Linked DNA regions of Homo sapiens: region 2 is linked to region 1. The links are chromatin loops, found by intact Hi-C in ENCODE. Cell type or tissue: heart right ventricle. All regions are shown on one strand. Each heading gives the region's core, and the rest is flanking DNA. Links, peaks and the distances in the headings are about the cores only.

Evidence for each region. A loop is a pair of places that touch in the nucleus more often than their neighbours do. Peaks named below come from ENCODE experiments on the same cell type or tissue, not always from the same donor. Only the 100,000 strongest peaks of a DNase experiment are listed, where the experiment ranks them.
Region 2: a loop joins it to region 1, with 7 times the contacts of the local background. A loop is called at or near these places in 40 of 110 quality-filtered maps.

What each region holds. Positions count from the first base shown.
Region 1 is chr4:9,654,523-9,663,435 of GRCh38, forward strand. LOC124900660 (a long non-coding RNA gene) reads left to right here and starts at 4,503. Exons shown (of 5, transcript XR_007058019.1): 1 at 4,503-8,913. In heart right ventricle, for the core only: a CTCF peak has its summit at 5,435; DNase peaks (open chromatin) are centred at 5,329 and 6,567.
Region 2 is chr4:9,519,959-9,528,871 of GRCh38, forward strand. It overlaps the pseudogene VPS51P18. Among named protein-coding and RNA genes, the nearest start is that of MIR548I2, 32 kb to the right of the region's middle. RefSeq lists an enhancer at 8,722-8,913. In heart right ventricle, for the core only: no CTCF peak of the experiment used is centred there; no DNase peak of the experiment used is centred there.

The DNA of each region.
Region 1 (8,913 bases), core at 550-8,549:
ATTGTTTGCAGTGGGGCAAGAAGGATAAGAATCCTATGGAAAGAAAAACAGAGGGATTTGTTTAGTGAGCGCTGGGGAGAGACATTTGTTTTCTTGCTTAAAAAAGAAACACAGGTGGGGTGCGGTGGCTCAAGCCTTAATCCCAGCACTCTGGGAGGCCAAGGTGGGTGAATCACCTAAGGTCAGGGGTTCGAGACCAGCCTGGCCGACACTGTGAAACCACATCTCTACTAAAAAGACAAAAACAAAAGAAAGAAAGAAATTAGCCAGGCATGGTGGCGAGTGTCTGTAATCCCAGCTACTCCGGTGGCTGAGGCAGAGAACCACTTGAACCTGGGAGGCAGAGGTTGCAGTAAGCCAAGATGGCATCGTGGCACTCCAGCCTAGGAAACAAGAGTGAAACTCTGTCTCAAACAAAAAAAAAGAAAGAAAGAAAAAAATAAAACATAGTTTTAAGTCCACTCAGTGGAGTTTAAAAATACATTCCCATTGCACAGTGCTTTAGGAAACCTTTCTAAACTTCTGTTGCACATGATCTAATTTGATCTTCATAGCAACTCCTTGAGGTGGATAGGGCAGGCCTTTCTGAACACCTATTTTCTAGTTTGCATTAAAAGAACGGAATTGGCTGGGACCAGTGGCTCATGCCTATAATCCCAGCACTTTGTGATACAGAAGGGAAGTGCTCGGAAGGGAAGAATGTGGTCCTTTTAAATGATATGGAAGTGAGGAAGGGAAGTACTGGGTAGAGGAGGGTGTGGTCCCTGGCTAGGGCTCCACCCCAGGGCCTGTGCCCACGGACCTAGGTGAGGACAGGCATTTTTGTTTTCCTGCCCAAATGTTGCATTTCCCAAGACCACCCTGGCTGCCACACTCCCATTCTGTGCCTATAAAAACCCTGAGACCCTAGCAGGCAGACACACAGGCAGCTGGACTTCGAGAGGAGCACATCAGCGGAGGAACACAAGGGCGCTGGACATCAAGAGGAAGGCACCAATGGGCACCGGCACACCGCAGGCCACTGACTGGCAGAACAACGCACAGTTTGGCTGGGACATTCGGAGAAGAGTCAGGCCACTCGCCCGACTCCAGGGGTAAACCACCTCCCTTCTGGCTCCCCCATCTGCTGAGAGATACTTCCACTCAATAAAACCTTGCACTCTCATGCCTGTAATCCCAGCACTTTGGGAGGCCGAGGTGGGCAGATCACGAGGTCAGGAGATCCAAACCATCCTGGCTAACACAGTGAAACCTCATCTCTACTAAAAATACAAAAAAATTAGCCGGGCTTGGTGGTGGGCACCTGTAGTCCCAGCTACTCGGGAGGCTGAGGCAGGAGAATGGCATGAACCCTGGAGGTGGAGCTTGCAGTGAGCTGAGATCGCACCACTTCCGGTACACCATGGCAAGAACCCCAGGACAAAGAGAGTCCTCTGTCCTTGCAATAAGGCGGAGCTCTAATTGAGCCGACTAACACAAGCTACCTACAGATGGCTAAACTAAAAGAGCACTCTGTAACACACGCCCACTGGTGCTTCAACTATAAACATTCACCCCTGGACACTGCCATGGGGCTCGCTGCCTGTCTGCGTGCTCCCCTAGAGGTTTGAGCAATGGGGCACTGAAGACCCCATCTCTACAAAAAAAAAAGTAAACAAAAAAAAAAAACCATTAAAAATTAGCCAGCTGTGGTGGCACACACCTGTAGTCTCAGCTACTCAGGAGGCTGATGTGGAAGGATTGCTTGAGCCCAGGAGGTTGAGGCTGCAGTGAGCCAAGATTGAACCACTGCACTCCAGCCTGGGCGACAGAATGACACCCTGTTTCGACAACAACAAAAAGAATGGAACAAAATCACTTCTCAAATAGCTAGCAGAGGCAGATCTGGTTCTCAAATGCAGGTTTTCCAGGTTTCAATTCTTGTTTCTAGCAGTATTATGGAGAAACACGATCACTAATACATAAAGGAGAGGAGGATTCAAGTTCTGATGAAAAGATGGTAAAGAGAGGAGTTAGTTGACTAGGAGTGACTAGGAATGGGAAGAAAACGCATGACACTACTTACGGGAAAGAAGAAAAATAAGCATAGAGGTGACTGAGCGGACAGAAAGGACTTGGAAGAAGCGTGTTTGTCCCCGTCTCTGCATTTTTTCCCTTGCTTTAGTAACTTCCCTGATGACTTGGATGAATCTTCTCTTCCAGGGCACCTAGTGTTCCCTTTCTGTCCACTTCTCCCTTCCCAGGGCCCATACAGTCTGGGAAAGCATGCTCTGCAGGCTTCTCATATCTTTCCTTCCTTAATCAGCCCCTAGCGTCTCTACATAACCCATATACACCTGGAGTTCCACATGTCCCAGTCTTTGCACTGCAATGAATTCAAAGAAAGGTAGACTCTAGCTGGGTGCAGGGGCTCACAGCTGTAATCCCAGCACTTTGGGATGCTGAGGCAGGTGGATCACTTGAGCCCAGGAGTTCAAGACCAGGCCTGGCCAACATGGTGAAACCCCATCTCTACTAAAAATACAAAAATTAGCTGGGCTTGGTGGTACATGCCCAGTAGTCCCAGCTTCTGGGGAGGCTGAGGCAGAAGAATTGCTTGAACCCAGGAGTCAGAGGTTGCAGTGAGCTGAGATCGTGCCACCGCACTCCAGCAGCCTGGGCAACAGAGCAAGGCCCAGTCTCAAAAAAACACAAAGACAAAACTAAACCAAAAAAAAACCAAAAAAAAAAACAAAAAAGCTCACACACACACACACACACACACACACACACACACACACACACAAAGGTAGACTCCAATAGGAAAAATTCACTCAAAAGCAATTCAAATAATTATTCAGTCAACCCAGTTCTATCTCAGTTCTTTATTATATATATAAACTTATTCTGTCCAGATTCCCTAGTTTTCTTTTTCTTATCTTTTTTGTTTTCTTTTGAGCCAGGGCCTCACTCTGTCACCAAGGCTGGAGTATAGTGGCACAATCATGGCTCACTGCAGCCTCAACCTCCTGGGCTGAAGTAGTTCTCCCACCTCAGCCTCCCAAGTAACTGGGACTACAGGTGCATGCCACCATGCTCAGCAACTTTTTGTATTTTTTGTAGAAACGGGGTCTCACTATGTGGGCCAGGCTGGTCTTGAACTCCTGGACTCAAGAAGTCCACCTGCCTCAGCCTCCCAAAGTGCCAAGATTACAAGCATGAGCCACTGCATCTGGCTGATTCCTTAGTTTTCTTTTTCTCTTTGCCCATTCCCTGGATTCCATAAGCAGAAGGAAAACCCAGGGGCTGACTTTGTAGGCAAGACTCTTTCCTCTTCAAAACATAAATTGGTTCAAGTGGTAACAAAACTGAAACATGTTTATAACCTAACATCTTTTCTTCCTACCCCTTCAATCTCCTGAGCAATGAGAAAAGTTACTGGGTTCTTTATTTGTGTAGGGAAAAGAGAGATCAGACTGTCACTGTGTCTATGTAGAAAGGGAAGACATAAGAGACTCCATTTTGAAAAGGACCTGTACTTTAAATAATTGCTTTGCTTAGATGTTGTTAATTTGTTGCTTTGCCCCAGCCACTTTGCCCCAGCTACTTTGACCCAACCTGGAGCTCACAAAAACATGTGTTGTATGAAATCAAGGTTTAAGGGATCTAGGTCTGTGCAGGACGTGCCTTGTTAACAAAATGTTTACAAGCAGTATACTTGGTAAAAGTCATCACCATTCTCTAGTCTCAACAAACCAGGGGCATAATACACTGTGGAAAGCCGCAGCGACCTCTGCCCTTGAGAGCAAGGTATTGTCCAAGGTTTCTCCCCATGTGATAGTCTGAAATATGGCCTCATGGGATGCGAAAGACCTGACTGTCCCCCAGCCCGATACCCGTAAAGGGTCTGTGCTGAGGTGGATTAGTAAAAGAGGAAAGCCTCTTGCAGTTGAGATGGAGGAAGGCCACTGTCTCCTGCTTGCCCCTGGGAACTGAATGTCTCGGTGTAAAACCCGATTGTACATTTGTTCAACTCTGAGATAGGAGAAAAGCTGCCCTGTGGCAGGAGGCGAGACATGTTTGCAGCAATGCTGCCTTGTTATTCTTTACTCCACTGAGACGTTTGGGTGGAGAGACACATAAATCTGGCCTACGTGCACATCCAGGCATAGTACCTTCCCTTGAACTTAATTATGATATAGATTATTTTGCTCACGTTTTTTGTTGACTTTCTCCTTATTATCACCCTGCTCTCCTACTACATTTCTTTTTGCTGAAATAATGAAAATCATAATCAATAAAAACTGAGGGAACTCAGAGGCCGGTGCCTGTGCAGGTCCTTGGTGTGCTGAGTGCCGGTCCTCTGGGCCCACTGTTGTTTCTCTATACTTTGTGTCTTATTTATTTTCTCCGTCTCTCATCCCACCCGACTTGAAATACCCACAGGTGTGGAGGGGCAGGCCATCCCTTCATCTGGTGCCCAACATGGGGCCCTTCTCTAGGGTGAAGGTACCCTAAGAACGTGAGCATTGAGGACAGCCGACGAGAGATTCCCGAGTACGTCCACAGTCAGCCTTGAGGTAAGCTTGTGCGCTCGGAGGAATCCAGGGTAACAATGGGGCAAACTGAAAGTAAATATGCTTCTTATCTCAGCTTCATTAAAATTCTCTTAAGAAGAGGGGGAGTTAAAGCTTCTACAGAAAATCTAGTTACGCTATTTCAAGCAATAGAACAATTCCGCCCATGGTTTCCAGAACAGGGAATTTTAGATTTAAATGATGGGGAAAAAATTGGCAAAGAACTACAACAAGCAACTAGGGAAGGTAAGATCATCCCACTTACAGCATGGAATGATTGGGCCATTATTAAAGCAATTTTAGAACAATTTCAAATAGAAGAAGATGGCGTTTCAGTCTTTGATGCCCCTGAAAGCTGTGTAATAGATTGTGAAGAAGAGGCAGGAACAGACTTTAAGAAAGGAATGGAAAGTACACATTGTAAAAATGCAGTAGAGCCTGTAATGGTTCGGTCAATGCAAAATGTTGACTATAATCAATTACAGGAGGTAATGTATCCTGAATCATCAAAATTGGGAGAAGGAGTTCCAGAATTATTTGGGCCATCAGAGTTTAGACCAAGATGGCCACCAACCCCTTCTCCCGCGGTTCAGATGCCTGTGATGTCACAATCTCAAATGCCAATCCAGGCACAGTATCCGCAATACCAGCCAGTAGAAAATAAACCCAACCATCGGTAGTTTATCAACACCAGCCGCCAGCCGAATTTCAGTATCGGCCGTCTCCAGAGGTTCAGTATGGATCTCAGGAGGTGCGTCCTGTGCCAAATAGCAAGGCACTATATCAACAACCCACGGCGATGGCGTTTGATCTTACAGTACCACCTAGTGGACAAGATAGTGCACTGCATGAGACCATTGCTACAGCCAGAAAACAGGGAGATCTTGAGGCATGGCAATATCTGGTAATGTTACAACCGATGCCGGCCGGGAAAGGGAGTCAAGCAGGAGCGTCTGTCTGAACTGAGACCAGATATGAATCTTTCACCACAAAAATGTTAAAAGATATGAAGGAAGGAGTTAAACAATATGGACCTAACTCTCCTTATATGAGAACATTATTAGATTCCATTGCTCATGGAAATAGACTTATTCCTTATAATTGGGAAATTTTGGCTAAATCTTCCCTTTCACCCTCTCAGTATCTACAGTTTAAAACCTGGTGGATTGATGGGGTACATGAACAGGTATGAAAAAATCAGGCTACTAATCCTGTTGCTTATATAGATGCAGACCAATTACCAGGAACAGGTCCAAATTGGGGCACTATTAACCAACAATCAGTAATGCAAAATGAGGCTACTGAACAACTAAGGGCTATTTGCCTCAGGGCCTGGGAAAAGATTCAGGACCCAGGAACCTCCTGCTCTGCTTTTAGTTCAATCAGATAAGGCTCTAAAGATCCATATCCAGACTTTGTGGCAAGGTTGCAAGATGCAGCTCAAAAATCCATTGCAGATAATAACGCCCGAAAAGTTACTGTAGAAATAATAGCTTATCAAAATGAAAATCCAGAATGTCAATCGGCCATAAAGCCATTAAGAGGAAAGGTTTCAGCAGGAGTTGATGTAATTACAGAATATGTGAAGGCTTGTGATGGGATTGGAGGAGCTATGCGTAAGGCAATGTTATTGGCTCAAGCAATTACAGGGGTTGCTTTAGGAGGACAAGTTAAAACATTTGGGGAAAAATGTTATAATTGTGGTCAAATCGGACATCTAAAAAAGAATTGCCTAGGCTTAAATAAACAGAGCAAAAAAAAAAAAAAAAAAAGAGCCACCTGGCCTGTGTCCAAGATGTGGAAAAGGAAAATATTGGGCTAAGGAATGTCTTTCTAAATTTGATGAAATTGGACAGCCATTGTCGGGAAATGGGAAGAGGGGCCAGCCCCAGGCCCCGCAACAAAGTGGGGCATTCCCGATTCAGCCATTTGTTCCTCAGGGTTTTCAGGGACAACAACCCCCACAGTAAATACCACCATTTCAGGAAATCAGCCAATTACAACAATACAACAACTATCCCCTGCCACAGCAGGCAGCGCTGCAGTAGATTTATGTTCTGCTCAAATGATTTCTTTACTCCCTGGAGAGCCCCCGCAAAAGATTCCTACAGGGGTATATGGCCCACTGCCAGAAGGGATGGTAGGCCTTATTTTAGGAAGATCTAGTCTAAATTTGAAAGGAGTTCAAATTTATACTGGGGTAATTGACTCAGATTATAAAGGGGAAATTCAGTTAGTGATCAGCTCTACTGTTCCCTGGAGTGCCAATCCAGGTGATAGAATTGCTCAATTACTGCTCTTGCCTTATATTAAAATTGGGGATAACAAAACAGAAAGAACAGGAGGGTTTGGAAGTACCAACCCTGCTGGAAAAGCTGTTTATTGGGCTAGTCAGCTCTCAGAGAATAGACCTGTGTGTACAGTTACTATTCAGGGAAAACAGTTTGAAGGATTAGTGGATACTGGGGCTGATGTTTCTCTCATTGCCTTAAATCAATGACCAAAAAATCAGCCTAAACAAAAGCCTGTTACAGGACTTGTTGGTGTGGGCACTGCCTCAGAAGTGTATCAAAGTGCCAGGATTTTACATCGTCTAGGACCTGATAATCAAGAGAGTACAGTTCAGCCTATGATTACTTCTATTCCAATTAATTTATGGGGCCAAGACTTATTAGAACAGTGGCATGCAGAGATTACCATTCCAGTCTCTCTATACAGCCCCACGAGTCAAAAAATCATGACTAAAATGGGATATCTCCCTGGCAAAGGACTAGGCAAAAATGGAGAAGGCATTAAAGTTCCAATTGAGGCTAAGGGAAATCCAGAAAGAAAAGGACTAAGGTATCCTTCTTAAGGGTGGCCACTGTAGAGCCTCCAAAACCCATTCCATCAACTTGGAAAACAGAAAAGCCTATAAAGGTAAATCAGTGGCCACTACCAAAACAAAAGCTGGAAGCCTTACACTTACTGGCAAAAGAACAATTGGAAAAGGGACATATTGAGCCTTCATTTTCGCCTTGGAATTCTCCTGTGTTTGTAATTCAGAAAAAAACAGGCAGATGACACATGCTAACTGATTTAAGAGCCGCTAATGCAGTAATTCAACCCATGGGGCCTCTCCAACTTGGGCTGCCCTCTCCAGCCATGATCCCCAAATATTGGCCTTTAATTATAACTGATCTGAAGGATTGCTTTTTTACCATTCCTCTGGCAAAACAGGATTTTGAAAAATTTGCTTTTACTATACCAGCCAGAAATAATAAAGAACCAGCCACCAGATTTCATTGGAAAGTGTTGCCTCAGGGAATGCTTAATAGTCCAACTGTGTGTCAGACTTTTGTAGTTCAAGTTCTTCAACCAGTTAGAGACAAGTTTTCAGACTGTTATATCATTCATTATGTTGATGATATTTTGTGTGCTGCAGAAATAAGAGACAAATTAATTGACGGTTACACATTTCTGCAGACAGAGGTTGCAAATGCAGGCCTGACAATAGCATCTGATAAGATTCAGACCTCCACTCGTTTTCATTATTTGGGAATGCAGGTAGAGGAGAGAAAAATTAAACCACAAAAAGTAGAAGTAAGAAAAGACACATTAAGAACATTAAATGACTTTCAAAAATTGCTAGGAGATATTAATTGGATTTGGCCAACTCTAGGCATCCGTACTTATGCCATGTCAACTTTGTTCTCTATCTTGAGAGGGGATCCAGACTTAAATAGTAAAAGAACATTAACTCCAGGGGCAACTAAAGAAATAGAATTAGTTTAAGAAAAAATTCAGTCAGCACAAGTAAATAGATCACTTAGCCCCACTCCAACTTTTAATTTTTGCTACTGCACATTCTCCAACAGGCATTATTGTTCAAAATACAGATCTAGTGGAGTTGTCATTCCTTCCTCACAGTACGGTTAAGACTTTTACATTGTACTTAGATCAAATGGGTACATTAATTGGTCAGGCAAGACTACGAATAGTAAAATTGTGTGGAAATGACCCAGATAAAATCATTGTTCCTTTAAATAAGGAACAGGTTAGAGAAGCCTTTATCAATTCTGGCGCACGGAAGATTAGTATTGCTGATTTTGTGGGAATTATTGACAATCATTACCCAAAAGCAAAAATCTTCCAGTTTTTGAAATTGACTACTTGGATTTTACCTAAAATTACCAGACAAAAACCTCCAGGAAATGCTCTGACGGTGTTTACTGATGGTTCCAGCAATGGAAAAGCAGCTTACACTGGGCCAAAAGAACGAGTCACTGAAACTCAATATCACTCAGCTCAAAGAGCAGAATTGGTTGCTGTCATTTCAGTGTTACAAGATTTTAATCAGCCTATTAACATTGTTTCA
Region 2 (8,913 bases), core at 353-8,352, 130 kb before region 1:
GCAGATGTGAGGAGACCAATATGCAAACTCTGTGCTCAGCAGACTGTGGAGTTTCTGTTCTTGGTTGTGCTGGGGGGTCTCAGAAATCTTATTCAAAATTTTCCTTTCCTCCCCCACTGGTTGTCCTTTTCATAGACATCTCACCCATGATAGCAGGGAATCAGTCCCTCTAAATTATTCCCTAAAACAACAAAGAGATTATGAAGGTGATGATGAGGATAAAGAGGATGACGACAGACACCATGGCATCATGAACCCTTACTGAGGGCTTCCTAAAGGCCAGGCTCTGAGCTCTGTGCTCTATGCAGCTGGTTTCATTTCATCTGCATAGTCTCCACGTTATTAGTGCACATTTCATGATGATTTTACAGACCAGAAAAGGCGCAACAGATTTTCAAGTAGCTTGTACCAGATCACGAAGTCACAAAGGGTGAAGTCCAATTTGAACCAGGCAGTCTAAGTCCAGACACAAGGCATTTGGCCAGTCCTCTCCCTGCAGCCAACCTGACCTCTCAAATCCTCGTCACTCAGGCCGATGGCCCTGCTCACCGTGCCCTTCCCTTTGGGGGTTCCTTGTAGACCACAGCTAGACCAGTGGGTGCCACAATCACTGTGTCATGTATAGAAAGGGCAGCTGAGATCACATCAAGGATTCCAGAAAGAATTGGCACAGGATCATTCGGGACGCATCCCTCCCTTGCCCCTGTTCCTGGCTTTCGTTACAGCTCTCGACTTCCTCAAAGGAGTCATCAATTCGGAATTTGGCTTCCATTCCTATTGAGGAAGCTGGAAAGCATTTCAAAAATGCTCCTCTGATGTGCCTGTGCTTAAGACCTCTGAGCTCTGCTTAAAACTTTTGGAAGCTGGGCGCGGTGGCTCACGCATGTAATCGCAGTCCTTTGGGAGGCTGAGGCAGGCGAATCACAACGTCAGGAGTTCGAGACCAGCCTGGCCAACATGGTGAAACCCTGTCTCTAATAAAAATACAAAAAAAAAAAAAAAATTAGCCAGGCATGGGGGCGTATGGCTGTTAATCCTAGCTACTGGGGAGGCTGAGGCAGGAGACTCATTTGAAGCCGGGAGACAGAGGTTGCAGTGAACCGAGATCACGCCACTGCACTCCAGCCTGGGCAACAGAGCAAGACTCTGTCTTAAAAATAAAATAAATAAAAATTACGAAAAAATGTGCTTGGATGGGCTTGGCAAACTTTAGCCATTAGCTCACGTACCACTTTGGAAGGGCATACCTTTAGTCACTTCACCCTTTAATCCCTTTGCTCAAGACTAAAGTTCCGAGAGGAAGTCTAATTGACTGAGTTGTGTCCATGTGGGCAGTGCAGGAAAGGGTGCAATGGGAGGCGGCTCCAGGGACGTCTTTGGCTTCCATCATGGGGGAGCAAGCGCCTGGATTATCCACCCTAACAAATCTGGACAAAGGAAAACGAGGTTCTCTGAGGAAGGAGACATAGAGCCCAAGGAGCTAACCAAGAGACTAATAGTCATCCTGTCTTGTCATTTTCTTTTACACATGTGTGTGCATTATCTTACACTTATCACTTTGTTTTCTTTCTCTCCTTTAATTGCACCCTGTTGCCAAAAGTTAAAATAAAATGAAAGTATTGAGATAGCTCAGTAACTGACTTTTGGTCAATTGCCTTTTCATATAGTGAACAGCTGCCCAAACTATTGTCTCTGTCACTGTGCAAATTTGCAAGCGTTTGCATGATAACTCCCAATCCCCCAACACAGGGCTGTGTTACAGCACAATTTAATTCAGTGTTTTGCTCTCTGCAACAGGGAGGTTCTCATCCATTACAGGTTGCAGTAAAAACAGGGGTACCATAAGCAACCACCTCTTTCCTCAACGATGTGATGAAAGCAAAAGCCAAGTAGCTCCATATATCCAACTTAAAAATATAAAAAGTTACGCCCCTGGGCTGCAGTTGGAGCTATGGCGGCAGTAGCTGTCAGTGCGCCTAGCCCGGCGTGTGGACCTGGGGACCCACCAGAAGGGCCCGATGTGGAGTCTCACGGAGCGTCGGCGGAAGGCGCACAGGATGCTAAAGCTTTACAACGGCCTTTGGGAAGGGGAGGCTGTGGGACTCCCCACAGGGCCCGACCCCCTGGACCCCACTGATCTGAACGGGGCGCACTTCGACCCGGAAGTTTACCTAGACAAGCTGCCTAGAGAGTGCCCTCTGGCCCAGCTGATGGACAGTGAGACAGACATGGTGCAGCAGATCCGGGCTCTAGACAGCGACGTGCAAACCCTGGTATATGAGAACTACGATAAGTTCATCCCAGCCACAGAAATTGACAAACAACATAAAACTGTATGAGGAATTGCAGGAGACCCAGAATTTCCCAAATAACCTTGTAAAAGAAGAACAAAGTTGGAAGACTCACACACACAAATATATATATATATATATATATATATATATATAAAGTTGTGTTTTCGTTCAGTTGTAAATGTTTAGTAATTTCTATTGTGATTTTTCATTTAACTCATGAAAGGATGTTTTTAATTTTCCTAATGTATGCTTGTGTTTAGCTATCTTCTTGCTGTTGACTTCTAATTTTGTTGCATTATGGTCAGGAAAATGTGGTCTGGACAATGTCAATCGTATAGTGGATTTTGTTGAGACTTCTTTATGGCCTAATATGTGGCCAGTTTTTTTTTTTTTTTTTTTTTGCAAATTTGCCACGTTGTTAAAAGGAATGTGGATTTTTTTTTTAGGAGAGTTTTTATTTTTAAATAGATAAGTTTCTCAGTGTAATTGAAATCTAGCTTCAATTAACAATATGCTAGATCTCTCAAACCTTAAGATGTTAGTCAGTGTAACAGCAGACTGCTGCTGAGACCAATAAACCCTGAACTCTCAGTGGGTTGGCATTCATAGCATAGTCTGGTGCAGGGCAGGTGTTCTCCTTGGGGGCCCTTGTCCAACAGTGATTCAGAGATTCTGGAGGTTTCCATCTTTTAATTCTGCCATCTCAGAGTTTTTCACTTGTAGCCATATGGATAGGAAGAGAGGGAACATAGCTCACCCTTGCCTTTGATAACCTTGGCCTGAAGTTATTTCTTACATTCCTATTGGTGGAAATGCAGTCACATGGTTCCAAACTAACTGCAAGTAAGGCTGGGAAATGTAGTCTTTCTGCATATCCAGGAAGAGGAATGGTGTGAACACAGCATTGTCTTTGACACACTAAACATGTGCTGAAGAGTTCTTACTCTTAGAGGAGGTTTGTCTGTCCTGTGTAACTTTCTCAGTTTTTGTTTAGATAGTTTCAGGCAATGTTGTTTGGTGCGTTCAGCTTGATGATTATTATGTCCTATTGGCAAAGTAGTCAAGATTCCCATCAGTCTGAATGAAAGTGTTTTACAGATAGGTCAGGAAATGTTAATACTTTAAAAGGCCCTTCTATTCCTCCACTCTACAGATAAGAACAACAGAGTCCTAGAGAGAGGAGGTCATGGGTCTCACTCATGAGTGGCAGAATTGAAACCAACATGGTAGTAACTTTGCCTTTCCCCCATCATGTTGTTCTCACTCTATCTTCAATCTGCTGATTTCTTCACTTGCTCCATACAGACCTCCCAGTGCCAAGTGTATAAGTGTGTCTGGAATTGGTGGGTTCTTGGTCTCACTGACTTCAAGAATGAAGCCACGGACCCTCCTGGTGAGTGTTACAGTTCTTAAAGGTGGCGTGTCTGGAGTTTGTTCCTTCTGATGTTCAGATGTGTTTGAAGCTTCTTCCTTCTGGTGGGGTTCGTGGTCTCACTGGCTCAGGAGTGAAGCTGCAGAACTTCATGGTGAGTGTTACAGCTCTTAAGGCTGCACGTCTGGAGTTGTTCATTTCTCCCAGTGGGTTCATGGTCTCACTGGCTTCAGGAGTGAAGCTGCAGACCTTCTTGGTGAGTGTTACAACTCATAAAGGCAGTGTGGACCCAAACAGTGAGAAGCAACAAGATTTATTGCAAAGAGCGAAAGAACAAAGCTTCCACAGTGTGGAAGGGGACCCCAGCAGGTTGCCACTGCTGGCTCGGGCAGCCTGCTTTTATTCTCTTACCTGGCCCCACTCACATCCTGCTGATTGGTCCATTTTACAGAGAGCCTGAGTGGTCTGTTTTGACAGGGCACTGATTGGTGCGTTTACAATCCCTGAGCTAGACACAAAGGCTCACCACATCCCCACTAGATTAGCTAGATTCAGAGTGTCCACACAAAGGTTCTCCAAGTCCCCACCATAGTAGCTAGATATAGAGTGTCAATTGATGCATTCACAAACCCTGAGCTAGACACAGGTTGCTGATTGGTGTGTTTACAAACCTTGAGCTAGATACAGAGTGCCGACTGGTGTATTTACAATCTCTTAGCTAGACATAAATGTTCTACAAGTCCCCACCAGACTCAGGAGCCCAGCTGGCTTCATCCAGTGGATCCCGCACAGGAGCTGCAGGTGGAGCTGCCTGCCAGTCCCTCTCCATGCGCCCACACTCCTCAGCCCTTGGGTGGTCGATGGGACTGGGCACCATGGAGCAGGGGGTGGTGCTCATCAGAGAGGCTCGGGCCACGCAGGAGCCCACGGAGGGTGGAGGCTAAGGAATGGCGGGCTGCAGGTCCCGAGCCCTGCCCCACGGGGAGGCAGCTAAGGCCCGGCGAGAAGTCGAGCACAGCAGCTGCTGGCCCAGGTGTTAAGCCCCTCACTGCCCGGGCATGCAAGGCTGGTCGGCAGCTCCTAGTGCGGGGCCACCAAGCCCACGCCCACCCAGAACTCCAGCCGGCAGGCAAGCAGCATGCGTAGCCCCAGTTCCAGCTCATGCCTCTCCCTCCACACCTCCCTGCAAGCTGAGGGAGCCAGCTCTGACCTTGGCCAGCCCAGAAAGGGGCTCCCACCATGCAGCTGTGGGCTGAAGGGCTCCTCAAGTGCCGCCAAAGTGGGAGCCCAGGCAAAAGAGGCGCTGAAAGTGAGCGAGGGCTGTGAGGGCTGCCAGCATGCTGTCACCTCTCATAAGGAGTGATTAATCTGAGCTTCTCCAGAAAGTCCATTCCTGGTAGGCACTGGGAATAGGAAATCTCAGAGTATAGAAAACATCAAGTGGTAGCACTTTTGTGAATGGCTCCCAAATTAGATCCTTTACCTTTTTTTTCATGAAGCACAGTTGCACAAAACACGCTTAGCCTGAGATGAAGCACATATTAGAGAAAAGTTCTCTCTATAACATTATGTATTACTCAAATGAGCGTTAAAAAGAGGAGATGGGACACGCTCTCTCTAGCTATTATTACCTCCATCATACAGTTGATATACACAAGGTCATTATTGCATTATGCTTTATTCAACAAAATAACTTTAATGTTGAAGCTTAAATTGAATTTGTTAAAACATCTTTGTCTCCAGCATAATGTGCCTCAAGTGTCTTCTTGGTGCCTGAATTTTCTCCAGAATTATAGTGCTGAAGCTATGGAAATGGTGAAATTATATGCAATCTGCAAAACAATGTGGCTATAAAGTGGTAATTGGCCTTCCACATAATTAAAGGAACATTTCCTCATCAGAGCTGTTCCATCAGAGACCCAAATGCTATCGTTGTACAAATCGCCCACTTAGGAAAACCTTTATTCCCAGTAGCCTATAAAAATCTGGTTATGCAAACAGATTTGCTTACTCAGTAACATTAATGGCTTCTCATATTTAAAAAGTCATCAATGCAATTGACCTATAATCTGTTTCCTCTGTGACCAAGTGTCATTTTTATTTTGACAGTTAGGAGCCTTTTGACTCTTTCACAGCTGGCATGAAAGCACAGGGAGGGAAATCTCAAAAACCAACAACCTGTGTATTCCCAGCCTATTAATCAATAGAAAATCACTCAACTGGATTGGAGTCTTGTACCTGGCAGAAAGGCTCTTATGGACATTGGAATTGGATTTTTTCACTTGATATGACACCTCCTTGAGTCAGATCAGATTCATGTTTGATAGACTCTTGCCGAAAAATTGCTCCAGGGTCTGTGCAGTAGCTAAAGTCTTTTTGTTGCTGTTGTTGTTTTAAAAGCAGCATTAAATGTTTTCATGAAGACCTTCCCAGCAGTGATGTTATTGGGAATATGGTCTTTAGCTCTGGTCCTGAATAACTCACACTGAGGAAACCTCTCACAAGTGTTTTATTGGAAGATGTCTGATGGATGGTTGGTTTTAATAACAAATCTCTTCCCTTTTTCTGTCCCCTGTGTTCTATTCTCCTTTCTCTACACATTATTCTGGGAGGATTCACCTATTCCCAAAGTCCTTTCCTCTTTATTTCCATTCCAGAGCTCTCTGTATAACTCCAGGCTGATGAATCCAACTGCCCAGTTGTTATCTCCACTTGGCTGTCTGTCTTGCATTGACCTCATCTTACCTTTCCTCTCCTGATTTCCTCTTCTGCCTGGGCTCACCACGTCAGATTCACACCACCATCCACCCAGCTTCCAAAACACCTGGGCCTCATCCTTCATTCCTCCCTCTTTCTCAGTCAAGTTAGTCTACTGTCTCCTCTCCATCCTCACTGCCACAGCCTTGGTCCAGACAACCATCTTGTCTCACTTGGTGTATTGCAGCCTCCTACCTGGTCTACTCACCTCCCACTCTCCTCCAGCCAGACTTCTCTTTTCATAGCACAAAGTGGATCATTACTCCCCTGCCTGAAAACATCTACTGTCTCCCTTTGTCTACAGGATAAACACGACAAAGAGCCTTTAAGATTTGGCTCCAACTTACCTCTACATTAGTCACTTTTTACAATTATATGAACATCTCTCAGCTCCTCACTCTCTCATGTCTCGATTTTTGCACATGCTCTTCCCTCTGCTGGGAATGATCTTCCACACCTCTCCTATCGACCTGGCTAATCCCTACCATTTTCTAGTCTTCAACTGAGGAGTCCTGTGATGGATAAGGATTTCTGACCACCTGATATAGATTGCATGCCCACCCACCTCCGAGCTTTTTTTTTTTTTTTTTTTTTTTGACGGAGTCTCGCTCTGGCCATCCAGGCTGGAGTGCACTGGCACGATCTTGGCTCACTGCAATCTCCGCCTCCCGGGTTCAAGCAGTTCTCCCACCGCAGCCTTCTGAGTATCTGGAATTACAGGTGCCCGCCACCACATCCAGCTAATGTTTTTGTATTTTTAGTAAAGACAGGATTTCACCATGTTGGCCAGGCTGTTTTCGAACTCCTAGCCTCAAGTGATCCACTCACCTTGGCCTCTCAAAGTGCTGGGATTACAGGCATGAACAACTGCACCTGGTCGATTGGGTGCCCCTTCTATGTGCTCCCATTGCCCCAGGCATACTGTCACCATAACTCTTACCAGTCTGAATTGAAAATGATTTTTTTTTTTTTTGCTTTTCATTTCTCTCATTAAATGCAAAGCTCATTGAAAAGAGGACGGTGGGTTTTCACTGTTGTACTCCTAACCTTTGACTCAGTGCCCTGAGCTCGGCTCTAGAGCTGTGCACGCATGTTCAGACATTGGAGCACATCTTGTCTGACGCCTCTTTTAGGTGGCTTGGAGAAAACTCAGTAGGTACTTCCCCAAGGATGAAACAGAAGCTTCACCTAAGTCAGGAGTTCTTCAACTTCAGCCTGCATTGGAATCCTCTGAGAGCTTGTTAAAAATACAGTCTCCTAGAGCCCACTCTTCGAGAGTCAGTGAGTTGCTTCATCATCAAAATATATACAGAATCCAGCCGGTCTTCAGCACCAGCCTGGTCTGAGCCACTGTGGACTGCCACCTGCAGAATCTCCCTGCTGGTCTCCTTGCTTCTGCTCTTACCTTCATACCATCCATTCAGGTAGCCAGGGTGATCCTTTTTAAAATTTTTTTAAATTTTTTTGAGATGAAATCTCACTCTGTTGCCCAGGCCGGAGTGCTGTGGTGCTATCTTGGCTCACTGCAGCCTCTACCTCCTGGGCTCAAGCCATCCTCCCATCTCAGCCTTCTGGGTAGCTGGGAACACAGGCAAACACCACCACACCCGGCTGATTTTTGTATTTTTTGTAAAGAGAGGGTCTTGCTATGCTGCCCACGCTAGTCTTGAACATCTGTGTGCACCCACCTCAGCCTCCTGCATTTTTAGGAAGCCCCACTTGTAGGGATTTTGATGCAGAGGCCTGGGTGCCTCATGTTTCCTCCCATCTCTCTGTCTTTCTGTCTCTGTCTCTCTCTCTGTCTCTGTCTCTCTCTCTCTCTCTCTTTCTCTTTGCCTTATAGCTGCCCTGGGGACTAGACTCTGCCTTAGGCATCCCTCTGACTCCTGTTTGCTTTTACACTGAGGCTGCTTTAAGTTGCACCTTGATCTGAAGCCTTGGGATTCTGTTCCTATTGCTTGCTTTTGTTGGAAGGGCCCTGCAACTCCTTGACAAATTGCAAAGGTGCCCACTAGTTTCCAAGTCCCCGAGAACCAAACCAGATGACAAACAAGGATGCAGCCCACAGCTGGGGAGACAGATTTCATGTCCACACAGAGACTCCAAGATGCTGAATGGAAATCCACCCCGAAACCTGTTTTCTCTCTCATTTAAGTTCAATGTCACCTGGGCGCTTGCAGGGCAGGGCTGGTGACCATTCACAGGGCAAAGATGCTTCGAAATGTCAACTGAGAATGGTGTGGTGGTTGACAGATGGCATGTCAGAACATAGATTAACATGGAAAGAGAAACTCATCCCTTGGGGGTAGTGTGTGAGGCTGGCAGCCACACAGAGGGCTTTTCCTGCGAGCTCTCGCACAGATGCAAACAGCCAGGAGGTTTTGCTTTCTGAGCCTGAGTGGAACCGTGTTCCTCCCTGCACATGGCCGCTCTGCAGCAAATGTTTATTCCTGTTGCATTGATTAAAAGTGCTTACCAGGCCGGGCGCGG